Regions from separate parts of the Homo sapiens genome. Here all the other regions are linked to region 2. Evidence: chromatin contacts called from ENCODE Hi-C or POLR2A ChIA-PET data. All regions are on one chromosome and are shown on one strand. Each heading gives the region's core, a stretch centred on a gene start or an enhancer-like site at or near the end of the contact. The rest is flanking DNA. Distances are from core to core; before and after follow the strand shown.

Evidence for each region. A loop is a pair of places that touch in the nucleus more often than their neighbours do. ChIA-PET counts read pairs that join two places held with the same protein, here RNA polymerase II (POLR2A). Pooled maps may share reads with other maps.
Region 1: a loop to region 2 is called in a map of sigmoid colon, with 6 times the contacts of the local background. The contact joins the promoter of WFDC1 here to the promoter of CRISPLD2 in region 2. A Hi-C loop is called at or near these places in 2 of 168 maps with a recorded cell type or tissue (prostate gland and sigmoid colon) and 2 of 50 pooled maps.
Region 3: a loop to region 2 is called in a pooled map, with 2.6 times the contacts of the local background. The contact joins the promoter of MBTPS1-DT here to the promoter of CRISPLD2 in region 2. A Hi-C loop is called at or near these places in 1 of 50 pooled maps. POLR2A ChIA-PET finds 5 or more read pairs at or near these places in 2 of 52 experiments (HCT116 and activated CD4-positive, alpha-beta T cell).

The regions. Positions count from the first base shown.
Region 1 is chr16:84,293,478-84,297,562 of GRCh38, forward strand. WFDC1 (WAP four-disulfide core domain 1) reads left to right here and starts at 1,401. Exons shown (of 7, transcript NM_021197.4): 1 at 1,401-1,638. The coding sequence starts at 1,495. LOC124903734 reads left to right here. Exons shown (of 6, transcript XM_047435022.1): 5 at 40-158; 6 at 856-1,361. The coding sequence ends at 1,361.
Region 2 is chr16:84,818,096-84,822,116 of GRCh38, forward strand. CRISPLD2 (cysteine rich secretory protein LCCL domain containing 2) reads left to right here and starts at 1,890. Exons shown (of 15, transcript NM_031476.4): 1 at 1,890-2,038. RefSeq lists a silencer at 1,663-1,852.
Region 3 is chr16:84,115,686-84,119,856 of GRCh38, forward strand. MBTPS1-DT (MBTPS1 divergent transcript) reads left to right here and starts at 1,358. Exons shown (of 1, transcript NR_186375.1): 1 at 1,358-3,478. MBTPS1 (membrane bound transcription factor peptidase, site 1) reads right to left here and starts at 1,257. Exons shown (of 23, transcript NM_003791.4): 1 at 1,050-1,257. It also overlaps the pseudogene LOC648774. RefSeq lists silencers at 748-1,177, 1,578-1,677 and an enhancer at 1,828-1,987.

The DNA of each region.
Region 1 (4,085 bases), core at 151-2,650, 530 kb before region 2:
TGTGCAAGTGCTGGGCACAGCTGGCACCCTCTCCTGTAGCCCCACATCGATCTCAAGAGGCAGAGACTTTCACATGCCCATTTCACAGATGAGAGAACTGAGGACCATGAGCAAGAGGCTTTCCAGCATCTCGCAGAGGCTGAACTGGGATCAGGCAGGTGCGTCAAGCCTAGTGCTTGGGTCCCTTCTGCTTCGCCTAGGGGGGTGCCACAGGGTCTGACCTACCTGGGTTCCAGCCTCCTCTCTGCTGCTGTTGCATGACCTCAGGCAGCCCCCTCTGTTTCCTCATCTGTAAAGCGGGCATCAAAACAGTGTCTGTTTTGGGGCCGGGTGTGGTGGCTCACACACCTGTAATACCAGCACTTTGGGAGGCTGAGGCGGGCAGATCACTTAAGGTCAGGAGTTTGAGACCAGCCTGGCCAGCATGGTGAAACCCAGTCTCCACTAAAAATACAAAAATTAGCCAGGCATGGTGGCACATGCCTGTTATCCCAGCTACTTGGAAGGCCGAGACAGGAGAATCGCTTGAACCCGGGAGGCAGAGGTTGTAGTGATCTGTGATCACACCACTGCACTCCAGCGTGGGTGACAGAGCAAGACCCGTCTCGAAAAACAAAACAAAACAAAAAACCAGTATCTGTCTTGGAAGTGCTGAGAACAGACAAGGGAATATGAAGTTTGTGAAATGTTGAGCCCGCTGTGCTACATTCCTGTAAAACACACACGTGCACATGCACACCCACGTGCACACACGCATACACATAAATGCACATGTGCAGATACACCGGCTGACAGTGACAGCACACTTATGTGTGTGAAATGCTTTATGTGCTCAATTTCTTTTAAATCTCACAGGAAACACACGCTATGAGGAACTACCCACATGCCCACATCAGGCAGGAGGACCCCGGCGGGTGCAAGGGTGGAAGTCGTCTCTTCATGGCTGCACCCTTGGCCAGTGCCAGTCCAGCAGCCTCTTTCAAAGAAGCTTTTATAGGCAGATAGTTTGTCAGCCCAGCTCGAAATGTGAACAAGGTAGCAGCCGAGCCCCCACCCATCCGGCTGCACTCCCCTGCATGTCCAGCCCCGAGCCCTGTGTCAAGCACACCTCCTTGGGAGGAGACCGCCCCAGCCTGCAAGGAAGTGCTCATTATGGAGAGTGGAGAGTGACAGGCCACTCCCGGCCACGTCTCCAAGCAAGCCGGTGCCCCCTCCTCCTGCTGCCACCGCCCACTGAGCTGCCTGGGCTGCAGACGCCCTGGTTGGAGCGTCTGGGGCCAGATGTTATAGGGCAAGCTAAAAATAACCGGGCAGGCCAGCCACCATCGAGGAAGGGGCATGTGCTGGACGCGGACACATGATCCGAGGGACCCTGCTGGGTGGAACTAAGAAAGTCCAGCAGACTGTGCACGCTCCTGTCCCCACTCACAGGCCCACGCAGCGAGGGGGGCCCCTCTTCTGTGTGCGTCTGGAAGGTCGCTGCCCAGGGAGGAAATGCCTTTAACCGGCGTGGGGCCGGGCAGCTGCAGGAGGCAGATCATCCGGGCTCTGTGCCTCTTGCTACTTCTCCTCCACGCCGGCTCTGCCAAGAATATCTGGAAACGGGCATTGCCTGCGAGGCTGGCCGAGAAATCCCGTGTAAGTGCCTGGGATGGGGAGGCTGGGGCAGCCTGTGTGGGTGGGAGTCAGCCTTGAGGAGAGGCGATCCCTAGACACTGCCTTCTCCTGTAAGTGCTCCCCCAAAACGTGGCAAGGCAGGCGTCTTCCTATCCGTGTGTGTCTGAGTTGTGTGGTGGGCAGATGGGGCTCACCCCCAAAAAAGGACCCTTATCTGTGAATCAAGAGGCAAAAGACACATCACAAATGTGCCAAAGAATCGTGCCTTACTTTTGCCTTGTTACAAAAGTATGCTTGCTCCTGAAAGACAGCATCTCATTTCGGAACCCCAGGATTTAAACGGAGCATTCCGTCTCCCTGATCAGTACCAAATGTTTGTGAAATACACTTATGCATTCATGTGGTTGTTTATTCATTCAGCAAACAGAATGAATACACTCTGTTAAACAGAATTTAGCAGAAACCGCTCTGGGGAAGGCACTCTGTGGGGTCCTGTGGATACAAGATAAAGGAGGTACCAGCCCCCATCCTCAAGGGTGGCGTGGCCGAGGTGCAGAGGCAGTTGGGTGACAAACGATGGCAGTACAAAGAGAAGGCATGAGGCAGTGAGTGGCAAGAAACACATGCCCTGGGGCCAGATGTCTGGGTGTGAATCGGGCTCTGCTGCTCATTAGCTGCGTGGCTTCTCTCAGGCAAGCTGCTTGACGTCTCTGAACCCCAGCAATCTCATCTGCAAAAGACAGAGGGATGCATTTCTTCACACAACTATGTCTGGGTCGCCACTGTTTACCAGGTACTGTCCTAGGCTGTGGGGATACAGGCCTCACATCTCTGCCTGGGGAACTCAATGGGGGGCTGGGGGCAGCAAAGAATAAATGAGAGAGATCTCATTTATTAGTATGTGCAGATTGCAAGTGCTGAGGAAGCAATAAAGCAGGAAGGGAACTAGGAGAGAGAATGGGGTGGAGGAGGCTATCATTTTTGGTTCCTCCCACCCCCCAGAGATCACAGATCCGCAGGGACGGAGTGAGCCAGGACGATATCAGCACACAGAGGGCTCAAGAAGGTAATGCTGGCACCCACAGCACCTGTGTGAGGATTGAATGTCTCAGTATGTAGAACGTCTTTGCAACATAGCAAGCTGGCAGTGCATCTTGGCAGCTTTCAATCAAATAATTGTGACTTTGTTTGGTGTTGCCTAACAGGGTAGCATGTAGGTTCCTTGGGGTAGGGCAGGGTTCTGTTTCACTAATGTGTGCCCCTGGTGCCTGCCATTAAGTTGACGCCTGGTACATTCTTGTGGGTGAATTATGAGCGGCTGCAGTGGTAGCACGGGATGCGTGTGCAGCTCTTCCCCAGGAGAGTCAGACAGGGTTTTTAGGGTTGGGGACAGTGGACCTGTGGCTTTAAAGGATAAATAGGAGTTTGCCAGCTGGAGAAGAGGGAAGGGAGAATGATTAATGACCCCAGGCATAGTGGGGTGCCTGAAACTGTATTGAGACAAATCTGGGCCTCCAGGGCTCATATTCTCCATGTTCGGCACATGCTCGTGGCGGGAGACAGGAGGACTTCGAGAAGTGGAAAGAGTAGTAGAGTGACATGATGAGGCGCTTGGAGAAGGGAAAGCTCATGTGAGATGGTGTAGTCACCTAAGGCTTCCTGGAGGAGGTGGAGACCTTGACTGGATCTTGGGGAAGGATTAGGAATTAGGAGGAGGAAGGAAATTCCTGGAAGAAGGCTCAGCATGAGCCGAGGCTCACAGGCAGAAGTGGTGCATCTAAGAGCTGCTTGGGAGACCAGACCTGGCCAGAGGGGAGGCATTGAGGAGGGGTGAGAGACTCTTCTCAGATTTTATTGACTCCTCCATGCTCTTCTCTGGTGCAACAGGATGATTTAACCCTCAACTGTAGTTAGTAGCACTTTGGTTCTACAACCATAGAGAGATTGCCAATATGTCATCTGATTTTATCTCCACCATGTCCCAAGATGTCATAGGAGCCAGCACTGTGACATCCACATAGGAGGGTCAGGGTTGATATGCGCGGGGGATTTGGGGGAGTCTCTAAAACACAGGCCTGGGTGGGCTGCAGGAGCTGATTCACTTGTAGCCACCACTGGTCAGGATGCAAGTGCTTTGAATTGGCTCCTCGCTGAATTGAAACTTTCCCTGGTTATCAACAGATATTGGCCTCCTTCCTCAGCGCCTAGACATAGGTGAGGTTTATGCAGAACAACTGTGCCAGCCAGGCACGGTGGCTCATGCCTGTAATCCCAGCACTTTGGGAGGCCGAGGCGGGTGGATCACCTGAGGTCAGGAGTTCAAGACCAGCCTGACCAACATGGTGAAACCCCATCTCTACTAAAAATACAAAATTAGCTGGGTGTGGCGGCAAATGCCTGTAATCCCAGCTACTCAGAAGGCTGAGGTGGAAGAATTGCTTGAACCCGGGAGGTGGAGGTTATAGTGA
Region 2 (4,021 bases), core at 640-3,139:
TAGCAACTGGATTTCATCATGTTGCAGGCTGGTCCTGAACTCAAGCCACCTGCCTGGGCCTCCCAAAGTGCTGGGATTACAGGCCTGAGCCATCGTGCCAGGCCTCCAAAGGCATCTGCTAACACAGATCTCTTCTCCCCTTGGATTTGTCTTTTGTCAATCCAAGGACTGTTGTTCTGGAACAGTCTTATTCACTACTGAGCCCTCCAGTGCTTGAAACAGAGCCCAGCACATAGTAGGTGCTTAATTATTGGATGACTGCATGCCAGTTGAGTGCCTCTGAAGAATGATGCTTCAAAGACTGAGAAAAGTAAAACAAAAAGAGGAAAAAAAGATAACAGAAAACATCTGCATTATTATTATCTTTTTGAGATGGAGTTTTGTTCTTGTCTCCTAGGCTAGAGTGCAATGGCGCCATCTCAGCTCACTGCAACCTCTGCCTCTCAGGTTCGAGCGATTCTCCTGCCTCAGCCTCCCAAGTAGCTGGGACTACAGGCATGCACCACCATGCCCGGCTAATTTTTGTATTTTTAGTAGAGACAGTGTCACCATGTTGGCCGGGATGGTTTCGAACTCCTGATCTCAGGTGATCCGCCCGCCTCAAACTCCCACAGTGCTGGGATTACAGGTGTGAGCCACCGCGCCCGGCCAGTCTGCATTATTCTGTATCTGCATTTGAGCCGCACCAAAATCTTAGGCAAGCCTTCCCTGTTTGAGTCCACGTCACGCAGGCAGCCTTCCATAGTCCTTGTTCCACCCATTCCCCATCCTTGTTTCTCCCACGTGCCCTAGCTCGTGGGGGCCCCAGACTCTGAGATCCCGGAGGTGTCTTGTTTGTGCCTGCTGTATAGCACAGGGCCCGGCACAGAGCGACTCGATGGGTATTTGGGGAATGAGTTAATGCTGGAGGAGCTAATTCCGGTGTCTTGGTGCGGAGATGAGCAGTGCGGACAGGCCCCCTCCTGCCCTTGGGCCCCAGCACCTTACCGCGCAGTGCCTGCATACCCGTCCACATTTTGTGACTGAGGCGGGAGCACGGGGCAGTCCCTTAGCTCTTAAGGAACGTGGATTTACCTGTTTCAAAGGTGATTTCGTCTGGCTCTAAATTGATTTCCGTATGTACCTGCACAGGTTAAAAATGCTAAATGCCTCCGGGCAAAAGAGATATGAACATGCTGCACTGCTCCTAGCTACGGGACTTGGGGCACGCTCTTCTCCAAGCCTCAGCTACTGGATCTGTGAAATGAGGTGATTTCCACCTCCCTGGATTCCTGGGAACGCGTCCTAGGGTCGTTGAAGGTAAAGTGCGGAGCCTGGATCCCCGCGCTAGCGGCCCCATCCGGAAACAAGTCTCCCTTTCTTCGTCTGCAAATTGGGAAGAGGGGGCCTAAGTTTTCTGAGCACGTGTAGAGGGTGGGAGTCACCTCAGTAACTGTGTACTCTGCACCGCGCCACAGTTCACAGCGCCCAGCCCTTGCGGATTTCATTTGCTAAAATCCTGGGAGGTCGCCTCCTTATTCCTATTTTCCAGTTGAGCTGCAGAGAGCTGGGGTTTGGTAAATTTGCAAGCCCCTTGTGGGAAGCGCTTGGCACCGCGCCAGGCGCATAGTAAGCGCTCAATGAAAACTATGCTTGTGTGGCCAGTGGCGAGGGAGCTGAGCGTCTCCTTGTCCCTAGCCGGCCCTGGAGGCCAGCGGCCCCGCCTTCCTCGCCCACCCGGCGCCCGCGCCTCAGCTGCCCCCCGCCTCCTTCAGCCCGCTGAGCCTGCGGGGCGGGGCCGGGGGCGGGGCCGGTGATGCTCGGTCCTACCAGCGCCGCCAGCGATCTGGGGGCGTGGCCTCCGGGCTCCGGGGAGCCTACAAGAGGCGGTACGCTGAGCCCCGGCACCCACTCGCATCCCAGGGCGTCTCCGGCTGCTCCTATTGAGCTGTCTGCTCGCTGTGCCCGCTGTGCCTGCTGTGCCCGCGCTGTCGCCGCTGCTACCGCGTCTGCTGGACGCGGGAGACGCCAGCGAGCTGGTGATTGGAGCCCTGCGGAGGTAAGTGTGATTTCCATGCTTCTCCCTTTTGCAAACTGTTACCCCCCCGAGAAGCTGGAATAACTAGGACAGATGCCACCTCGCAGGGCTGACTGTGTGCTGGCACCACACCGAGTGCTCTGCTTGCATAGCGGAACACAGCTTTGCGACATGCCCTTTTGCAGATGGAGAAACTGAGGCTCAGCGAGGACAACTCATTTGTCCAGGACCTCGCAGCCAGGACTCCAAGGACCCAGGATTCAACGCCGATCTGAGCGCAGAATCCTGCTCCTTAGAGGCTGTTTACTCTCTTGCCTTCCTCGTGCAGTTCACTAGCATTTGTTGCATTCCTGTGTTCGTAGTGGGTGTCAATAACTGGAAAGCTGATGGCATGGATATGGCAGGCATTAGAATGTGTCCTACTCATGTCTGGAGGACCAGGGTGATCTAGTGGCATGTGCATTCAGCTGCAGTTTAGAGGGCCACGCCCCTCTGTGATTTCATTTGCAAGGTAGCCTTCTTCCCACATTTCAGATGAAGATGCTGAGGGTCAGAGAGGTGAAGTAAGTTGTCCGGGCAGAGCCAGGGCTGGAACCCAGCTCTGTCTGTCTCCAGAGCTTCAAATGGATGTGTAGAGACTTGGGGCCATGTCAGGGTTCTGCAGTCTGGGGGAACACGTTTCTGGGTTTCTTTAGCCAGAGCGGGCACCTGCATAACTCCTGCGTGGGGAGAGTTACCCTGGAAGCGGAGGGCTCACTCTGGAGTGTGGGGGAGATCGGTCGTCCCACGTGGACAGAGCCAGGGCTAGTCCCTCATGTGCTGCAGACCCAGAGCCTCCCTTGCTAAGGCTGGGCTGGTGGACAAGCCAGGGAGGACTTCGCTGATGCCTGCTCATCGCAGTCCAACTTGAATTGGGCGTCTCTCAGCCAAAATGTGAGTTGCTGCCCTGGCTGAGAGAAGCATCCCGTGCAAATGCCTAGCTTGCCTTGCAACCGAGAGTGGGGTTGTGAGTTTCCCCTTTGGGCCTTTGGACCTCTTGCCCTGGTAGAATGGGGTGAGCCTGCTTTCCCCATCCAGGGTCTGATGTCTGACAGTGAGGAGAGCCTGCAGAACAGGACCGGGGCGTGGTCCTTTCCAGTAGACTGAGGCCATGAGTTGTGACTGTCGGCTGTCCCAGGGCTCCTTGGGTTGTATGCACCTGATTTTCTGCTTCTGCCCCTGATCTGGCTGTTCCCACTCAGGAGAAGGGGTGGGTGTGTGACTGTGTTGCCTGTGCGGCAGGCACGCGGTCTGTGCCACGCAGTTTACCTGTATTGTCATCGCTGCAACACCCCGGGGAGTAGGCCTCTTGATGCCCACTTCACAGCTGAGGAAACTGAGGCTCAGCAAGGTGAAGTGCTTGCCTAAGATCCCCCAGCTGGTATGGAATGCTGTCACCCCCAGGTGGGTCCTATCTGCACTCTTGACCCTGCTTTCTTTAAGACACTTCCCTGCCCACTGCCAACTCCACCCATGAACCTGACCTTCACACAGGTGATGTTTTGTCTTACAGGGGCTCCAGTTAAAACCACTGGACAATGTACCCAGGGAGGAGAAACCAAGAGGGTGATTTTGATTTTTTCAGAGTTTCTTAAGATGTGAGAGTAGGAATAGTAATAATGCCATTTGTAATAATACAAGCAGCTGACATTTACATGATGCTTAGTACAGACCAGACATGCCCAGGGTTTCCACGGATGAGCTCACTGCCTGCTCTATTAGCTGGGCACTTTTTACAAGGAGTTAGTTGAGGCTCAGAATTATTAAGGTGTGTGCCCAACATGACACAGCCAGGGCGGGGTAGAGCTGCCGTCCAGGCTGGGCCCTGCCCCAGATTCTGGGGGAAGGTGCCCATCTAATGACCAGCCACATGACTGTCCCAGCAGAGCTTGCTGCTAGTTGAGGCTTTCTGTGCCATGTGGGAGTTTTTTTAACGTTGGCAGGGATCTGGGTCCCTGGTCCCTG
Region 3 (4,171 bases), core at 108-2,607, 700 kb before region 2:
TAGAAAGACAAAGTAGATGAAAGGTTGCCTGTGGCGGGGCCTGGAAATGGGCATTGACTACAACTGGGCATCAGAGGTCTTGGGGTAACGGAAATGTTCTAAAAGTGGATTTGGTAGTGGCTGTGCTGCTGTAAATTTACTAAAAACCACTGAATAGTACACTTAAAACAGGTGGATTTTATGGTATGTAAATTCTACTTCAATGAAGCTCTTACATTAAAAAATAAGTATAAATAATAAAAGCGGATTCTCCAGATTGAAAAAAAAAAAAATGAGAGGAATTACTTCTCTTCTGCAAGCCCTCCTTTTCGTAGACATACAATTGGAGACCTTGACGTTAGGAGGGCTTACCTACACAGTTCAGACTAAAGGATGAGTCTCCAGAATTCAACGCAGGTCGTATTCCACTCCACGTAATTTCGAAGTGTCAATCAGAATCTAATAACTTAATTTGTGTAGACAAATAGGCCAAGATTCTCAGGGGCTCAACCCAATATGAAAGGTAAACATCTTAATAAAAATACTGACGATCCACAACGGTCTTAGGTAGCGCAACCATGCCAAGGCGAGGCAAGATTTTTAAGAAGCTACAGGTTTAAAAGGCAATCTGGTTCTGAGAGTTCGCCGAACAGAATCCCCGCATTTCCAAAAACCAGCAGCGCAATATGCACAGACCGAGATAAGGCAAAGAATCGACGTCTTTTAAACCTGACGCCAGCACTGCCCCGGAAGCGCACCTAGAATTGAGTCTGTCTGGAGGCTCCGGGCCAGAGCAGGGCGTATTGTTTCACTCGGTGAATGCTCATTTCACGTAAAGAAAACCAGGCAACGGAACAAGCTGCCGGAGCGCGCAGACCCCCGCAGGGCCGCGGTACAGGCACGCTGTGTCCAAACAAGCGCCGGAGGCCCCGCGCCCACCTCCCCCGACCCGGCCCGGCCCCCGCAGCCCTCGCCTCGGGGCCTCGGACGCAACCGGCACACCTGAGCGAGCGGGCCGCCGCCGCTAGGCGGAGCGGGTCGGGGAGGCCGCGCGCGGGCGGCTGACGTACCTGCGCCGCCGGGAGCTCAGGGCCGGCGGGCCCGGGATAACGGCGCCTCCGCGGCGAACACGCCTGGGCACTCCATTCGGGGCTGTTTACTCCCAACTCTCGCGAGACTGGGCGACCGGGCCAGCGAGGCCCACAGCTGGGAGCCTCAGCTCCGCCGACCCAGCGTGCCCTGTCTGTCCCGCGCTCCCGGGGCTTGCGTGCGCGCTCTGGACGCCGTGGGCAGCGGGACCACGCCGGGAGGATGGACGAAGGTCTCGCGACATTTGCGGCGGCGGGGGCCGGTGGCAGGGTGGAAGCGGAGGGGCGTGGCCAGCGAGCTGCCAGGCGGCGAGAACGCGCTGGGGGAACCCTTGGTCCGCTCTGCGCGTCGCTCTAGGATCCCCGAAAAGGAGCACGGGCGCGAAAGCGGCCAGGCTGGGCCAGGATCTAGAAAGACTGCCTGGCGCAGGCTCCCTGCCCCCGCGGGCCTGCTGTCATGGACTCGTGGAGAGCTCGCTTCCCGCGCGGACCCTTCCTGCAGGGGTCCACGTCCAGGCACCGGCGGCTCGGACACCCCACCCCCGGCCGGGCACCTGCCCTGGGTGCCCCTTAACCCGGGCGGTAGCTCGTTAAGATGGCGAAGTGTCCGGTCCGGAACACGCGAAACCCCAAATCCCGCCTGCCCGACCTCCTGACCCCCGGCCCCACGGGACGACAGACTGGGCCTCCCGACGCGCAGCGCGCTGCCGGGACACCGGTGCGTGCGAAACGGAGGACCTTTGTAACGCCACGTGTTTGCTCTTTTTGAAAAAACAAGAATAAATGTGTTAAACTGTCTGAAAAGCTTGCCGCCTAAAAGATGTCTGGGTGACTTAGATGCTAGGATCAGTTTGTTTTCAATGTAAATGGACCAGCCCGGACTCCGTACGGCACTAGCAGGGGACTGAAAGCGTCTTCAGGTACTGCTGGTGGGCGGTGATGCGCTACAGGCCGATCAGACAGTTTTGTGTCTTTTGGAACTTGACACTGCACCACGGTAATGCTGAACTGCACCAATATTACAGATCACAGCGCATCATCTTCCTTCAACATGATTTAACACAGTTGACTTAATATGGTGGATAAATGTAGAATCACAAATTACCATACCCCACCTCAGGCTTCTACTTCGTAATTTTGAGCAGGTTGTTTAACCTCTTTGTACCTCAGCTTCTTCATTACAAAAATAGGGGTACTAGCCAGGCGGGGTGGCTCGCGCCTGTAATCCCAGCACTTGGGGAGGCCGAGGCAGCCGGATCACTTGAGGTCAGAAGTTTCAGACCAGCCTGGTCAACATGGGTGAAACGCCGGCTCTACCAAAAATATAAAAACTTAGCTGAGTGTGGTAGCGCATGACTGTAATCCCAGCAACTCAGGAGGCTGAGGCAGAGAATCGCTTGAACCTGGGAGGCGGAGGTTGCAGTGAGCTGAGATCGTACCACTGCACTCCAGCTTGGGCGACAGAGCGAGACTCTGCCTTAAAAATAAATAAATAATTTTTTTAAAAAATAGGGGTACTAATATCTACCTTAAAGGATGAGGGTTAAATTAAGTACACACATAAGCCCTAGCGCAGTGGCTTATGCCTGTAATCTCAACACTTTGGGAGTCTGTGGCGGGAGGATCACTTGAGCCCAGGAGTTTGAGACTAGTCTGGGCAACAGAGACATGTCTCTATAGTTGTGTTTGGTTTTGTTTTTACCAGGTGTGGTGGTGTGCACCTGCAGTCCCAGCTACTAGGGAGGCTGAGGTGGGAGGACTGCCTGAGCCCAGGAGGTCGAGGCTGCAGTGAGCCATGATTGTGCCACTGCACTCCAGCCTGGGCAACACAGCAAGACCTTGTCTCAAAAACAAACAAAAAGCATACTCATAAAGTGCTCGGCTCCTATATGATTCAATATGTGGTGGTGGATTCTTGAATCCTTTCCTGACTCAGATCTCATACGATTTTCTGAACTTTTGGAGAATCCTTGCCTCTCTGCATTTGCAAACCGTCAAAGGCACTCCCTTCTGCCACCACACAAAGCATTTGATTTTAAACTTGACTATGTCCTTCTGTTCCAACTTTAGGTAAATTAATCTTGGTCAGGGTTCTCTGAACAGCCCTTTAGTCACTATGCCATTGAATACATGGCCCTACAGCTGGAAACTGGGGTAGAACAGTGATTGCAGGCATCCATCATGTGACAGCGAGGCCCCAAAGAAGGGGAGAGAATGCCACCACCACCAGTTTCAGAGAATGCCTATACACTGAGGGGACTGGTGTGTGGGAGAGAAGTTACTTGGAGAGCTACCAAGACAGCCTGAGCTACAGGATCCTGGTCTACCACTGGTGGATTCCCACCACTCTGGTTCTAAAATAACTTCCTAAACTTGTGCTTCACATACAGAATAAAGCATCTGTAATTCCATGGGAAGGTAAATCTTTATTCAAATGAAATGTTATTTTAAAGAGTAATAGCTGATGGCACAGGCACTAGCCAACCCTGGGAAAGCCTCCCTGGAGTTGTGGCTCCTGGAGTCCCAGCAGCCACTCTGCAGAGATCTTGGAGGTCCTAGTAAACCTGCCGGTGGCACTACAGGCAGGCTGCTTTTTTGGCAAGGGTGGCTTTGCTGAGAGCATCAAAATCTTGGAGGCAAACACCAAGGAGGTGTTCTCGGGCAAGATCGCACCTGAGTCACTGCTGCTCAATCCGCACCCAGAGGAGACGTCCCTGGAGACGTCTCCAGCCTCTCGCTATACTCACTGCAGCCTCGCCCACCAGCACATCTCAGGTGTCAGTGGCTTTTTCAAGGACAACTTCATGCTCCTGGTGCTGGAGCTCTGCCACCTGAGACCTCTCATGGAGTTGCACACGGGGAGAGCGCTAAGCCTGAGGGCACTACTGCCCGCAGTAGATCATCCTTGGCTGCCGGCACCTGCCTGAAACTGGATTAGTCACCGGGACCTCAAGCTGTACCCCCTCTTCCTGAATGATGACCTGGAGGTGAAAACGGGAAGATCTGGACTGGCAACCAAAGTCGAACATGATGGAAGGCAGAGGAAGACCCTGGGTGGGACTCCTGATTATGTAACTCCCAGGGTGCTGGGAAAGAAAGGGCAC